2 separate regions of the Homo sapiens genome follow, and region 2 is linked to region 1. Evidence: read pairs that join two places in POLR2A ChIA-PET (ENCODE). Cell type or tissue: IMR-90. All regions are shown on one strand.

Region 1 (2,500 bases):
GACCTTAAACATTACAAATGACTTTCATAGGGGAAAATATCAAGGATGGAAAGAAAGAATAATCCTATTTTGTTTTATTTCTCCTGATGGCAGTGTTGGAGGTATTTGCGTTGGTGTTGGGATGGGTGGTGTATGTGTGGGTATGTGTGAATATGCAAGAAGTAGGGCATAAATGTGCTGGACTGAAAGTAATGTTGAGCCTGTTAAAGATCGAGGGAAGAAGGATGGTAGAGCAAGGGTCAACAACTCCAATGCACTCGGTGCAGCTGCTAAGTTAAATGATGAAGGGTAAAAATGAAGGCTGTAATGACTGGTGTGGGCTGTGATTACTGAATGTGTGCATCCCCTGAAGGCATTCAAAGTCCATTTAAAAACAAAACAAACACCATGCAGACCAAGCAAGACAGCTGCATGGGCTCAAATCCGTCTTCTGCACTGGTGGCCAGCTTAGAATTCTGGGCAAAAGTTTAAGAAGTAGGGGCTCAGGAGGCAAACTGTCTAGATTCAGTACCTCTTAAACCTGATAAACGTGGCAAGTTATTTAGCATCTGAAAGCCTCATTTTCCTCACCTCTAGAATGTAGATAATAATAGTACTTACCTTTTGGGATTATTGGGAGGACATTGAGAGAATGCATATACATAACAACACACTTAACAGAATAGCTGGCACCTAGCAAGCATTGAATAAATATTTGTTGTGTGTGTATACATACACACACATAAATAGAAATATATAGAAATATATATACAAATGGCCATTTCCTCCTTCAAATAATCATCTGGGGAAACTATACACTTTTATAATAATGTCTTTGACAACAAATACTTTATTTGTTCATCTTTGTATCTCCCCATGTTGAAGAGACTTCAGAGCCTGTGGCATAGTCTTCTGAATGTATTTGATGGCAGCAAATGTCTTCTTTCAGAAAGTGGGAGGGGATTTGGATTTTGAAAAACATTAGGAGTCCTTTGCAGTGAAGACTGACGAGTAAGATAAATAATAAAATGGAGTGATACAATTTACAAAAATGAGTTAATAAAAGGGAAGAAGAATTTAGGCATAAAAGGATGTGCAGTATGGAGATGGGAACTCATTCAGAGAGAATAGGCCATAATTATTTTGCTGCTTTTCTAGCTCCCTGATATTTTTATTTTAGCACATCTTCTCCACATTTAAATGTTGGAGAACCCTGGGGCTCAGTAATCGAGCCTCTTCTCTCTATCTATCCTCACTCTCCCCCGGTGATCTCATGCCTTCTCATGGCTTTAACTACCTTTTTTTGCTTCACTCCTAAATTTATACTTTCAGTTAGCATTTTTCCTCTGGACTCTAAACTTACATATTCGACCACCCAGTTGACATCTCTACACTGATGTCTAATGAGCTCCTCAAATTTATGTCCAGAATGGAGCTTTTGCTATTCGGTACCCCCTTCCCAAATCAGCTTTCCCCGTTATTCTTCCTGACTCAGCTAATGGCAACTCTGTCCTCCTTGTTGTTCAAGGCAAAACCTGTGGTGTCATGCTTAATACCTCTTTTTCTCTCATACCTTGCGTGTGGCTCATCAGCATATTCTGTCTACTCTACCAGGTATCACCCCAGTTCTACCATCCCGGTCCAAACCACCGTCGTCTCTCCCCTGGATTTTTACAGCAGTTCATCCATCCTGTGCCTATGCTTGTCCTCTTTCTCAGCACCTCGCCACAGTGATCCTGTTCAAATGAAAGTCTGGTCATGTTACTGCTCTAAGGCTTCCCATCCGACTCAGTTGCAGTCCTTACTGACCTATGAAGCGGCTCTGCAAACTTGTCTCCCGTCCAACCTTTCTGGCTTCATTGCCTCTCTCCTCATTGACTCACACCTGCCACACTGGCCTCCTTCCTGTTCCCTGAACCCCACCAGGAGCTGCTACCTCAGGACCTATGCTCTTGTTACTTCCTGTCTGGAATGCTTGTCCCCTCTATATTTGCATGGCTACTTTTCTCACTTCCTTCAGGTCTTTACTTACAGTCACCTTCCCTGGCTGCCCTGTTTAGGAATTTTATTTCCTTTCCCCATATTTTCCTTCTGTGATTAATTTATTTATTTTTCCTTAGCAATTGCTTCTCTCTCTCTCTCTCTGTCTCTCTCTCCCTCCCCTCTCTCAAAAGTATAAGCTCTTTGAAGGCAGAAAATTTGTGTGTTTTGTTAACTATTGTATCTCTGGTGTCTTGAATATGCCTGGCCCATAGTGAACACTCAATAAATACGTGTTGAGTAAAGGAATACATGCATTCATTGCCTTTTCTGTTATCTATTTAAAAATAATGCAGCAACTGTGGACGATACAGGCAATGATTATAGTGGAGAAGGCACAGGACCAGGAATCCAGGCACTTGGATTCTACTTCCAGCTGTGCTACTCAGTAGCTTTGTAGTTTTTGGCCCGTGACTTTACCTCCACAAGCCTTGATTTCCTCATGTACAAAATGAGGCGGTTAAATGAGATATATAGATGA
Region 2 (2,500 bases), 180 kb after region 1:
GTTCCAGCTACTCAGGGGGCTGAGGTGGGAGGATCTCTCCAGCTCGGGAGTTGGAGGTTGCAGTGAGCTGAGATTGTGCCACTGCACTCCAGCCTGGGGGACAGGTATTGCAACCTTAGAGAATGACATGAACCTCTAGATTATTTAAGCATTTGTTAGTGTGTTTTTTCTTCTTTATGTGCATCTGAACTACATCACAGATGTTATTACTCTTTAAATAAAAAAGCGGGTTTTATTCCTCCAAGACTTTTATCAAAGGTCCAGAAACATCTTTGTTTTAGAGACAGAGATCAGCTACAAGGGAAGGTCTAAAATCAGGGTGTAATTAATAGTGAGCCAGCTGGAAACAATGTTTTCCAGGAAGGTAAATTCAACTCTAAGGATGCATTGGTGGAATCTCTCTGCAAGTAACCCTGAGGAAAGGAGAAGAAGGGAAGGGAAAATCACACAAGAAGCCTGGAAAGTGAGGAGGTAGTCTCAGATCAGATGCACTGTGGAGCCTATGTCTAGGTAAGGGCATAAGTGAGACCACGTGCATTCCTTTTCTTCCTACCATGGTGTGTTTGCCTTTATTTCTCGGGCTTAAGCAAGACTAGTGTGTATGTATTATTAGACTTTGATAAAATAGGTTGGCTTCTGTTTATTTTTCTTGCTGTTTATAGACTTGTGGCAGCAGCAGCTTATGGTGTTGATAAAGGACATATTTCTGTTTTTTCAAGTTTCTTTAAGGGATCAGGGCGGATGAGCTGTAGGCAACGTAATGCAGGCAGTGATGCCAAACAAGCATGGGCTGCCAACTCTAGTCTGGTTATTACGGAAATCAATTCCATTGAAAGATCAGAAAAGCTTTAAAACTGAGAGACAATTGTAGGATCACTGTTATAAAATACTGAGTTTGATTTGGTGGGAAATGGCATGCAGGGAATGAGGGATGGGAAAAGCAGACCAGCTCTCATTTCTCTTCTTTTTTGCTCTGTGTGTGTGTGTGTGTGTGTGTGTGTGTGTGTGTGTGTGTTTTAAATAATTAGGTCCAGAAGTTAAACAGTTAAACAAAACAAGAGAGAAAACGAATTGCAACAGTGGGTTTTCTGCCCTTCCTTCACCATTGGCAATTCTGTCTACCACAGCTGCAATGGCTGAATCATAGTTTGGGTTTTCTTTGTAGCTATTTTGCAGATGAATAATCAGGGTAATTTCCAGCATCCAGGAAACAATATATACAGTAAAAACAGGCCAATGTGTTTTTAAATTTTTCCCTCCAGCCCTCCTATCTCTGCCTTGGAAAAAAAATCCTATTCATGTAGAAACGATGTCTTTTCCTGTTATAATAGCATAGACTTTAGGTCCCTCTATCTTTGCTTTCTTTCAGAAGTGACTCTCCAGGGGAGCTAAAATCCATGTATTTGGGCACACACTTGAACAATATTGCTAGAGAAATTTAAGCAAGAGCACAAAGGTATGTGATTTTACAAGCTCTCAATGACTGTATGACTATATAGCTGATTCAAGTTTTTTTTTTTTTGAAAACCCAAGAGCCTGTTCCTTTTTCTTTTAAGTGTCCTTATGTTTTGAGTTTCCCCAAGAAAATGCCTTTTGTGGTTCCAAGTTTCTCATTTTTAATTCATTCTACTAAGTATTTATATAGTTCCAGGATATGCTGTCAGCATGAACATATCTTAGAATCCCTGATCCCCTCCCCTTTCTTACAAATGGAAGTTTTATTTGGGGATTTTTAGAAAAAACCTTTTCATGCAGATATTGCACATCCGATTCTTTTGATGCTTTGAAGAACTGTTCCTTGGGAAATGGACTCAGGATGCATCATTTCTGGGGGTGTGGGGAAGTTCCATTTGGAACCATGAGTTAATGAACAAGGGGACCAACCAGCTTTGAGGGAAGTAGTCCTAGTTGTTCTTTTGTGTGAGGATTGGTATAGTGCTTTTATCATCTGTGCCTTACAAAGTTTACAACAATCAATATTTTAAAACATCTTTACAGAAAATGAAACTGTGAACTCCTCATACTGCATCTGAGAGCTGATTTGGCATTTTATAAATAGGCATATGATGTCTAAATTACTTGTAATATAAACTAAGAGCATCCTCAGCATTGATGATGGTTGCATATGATCCAGAATTATAATGATGAATAATGCATTGGGTTTCATTGTTCTCTGTGATTGCCCACTTTGTTATGCAGGGACGGATTTCCACGACAGTGTCCCAGATTTGAATTGTACAGTTTTTTTTTTTTGTAGTAGCTTCCCCAGAATGATGTAAGCTCATTGGAAATATTCACAGAAATCCTTGCTCTCTGTGCTTCATGGAGATGCAATCTCAGAACTTTCTCCAAGGACTGGCTCATCAAGTATAATTTAACATGTCTTATGATCTGGATCGCCTGTTTTGCATGGATAGAGCTTGTCAAAGCACAAATCCTTGCATCCTTGATACATTTGAACAAATAATAATATTTTAGTCATTATTTGGAGAAGAACAAT

The links. Peaks named below come from ENCODE experiments on the same cell type or tissue, not always from the same donor. Only the 100,000 strongest peaks of a DNase experiment are listed, where the experiment ranks them.
Region 2: POLR2A ChIA-PET joins it to region 1 with 8 read pairs; 3 of 35 experiments call an interaction of 5 or more read pairs at or near these places.

What each region holds. Positions count from the first base shown.
Region 1 is chr18:2,419,932-2,422,431 of GRCh38, reverse strand. No RefSeq gene overlaps it. Among named protein-coding and RNA genes, the nearest start is that of METTL4, 150 kb to the left of the region's middle. In IMR-90, no CTCF peak of the experiment used is centred here; no DNase peak of the experiment used is centred here.
Region 2 is chr18:2,238,749-2,241,248 of GRCh38, reverse strand. No RefSeq gene overlaps it. Among named protein-coding and RNA genes, the nearest start is that of METTL4, 330 kb to the left of the region's middle. In IMR-90, no CTCF peak of the experiment used is centred here; a DNase peak (open chromatin) is centred at 1,128; H3K27ac peaks cover 180 bases.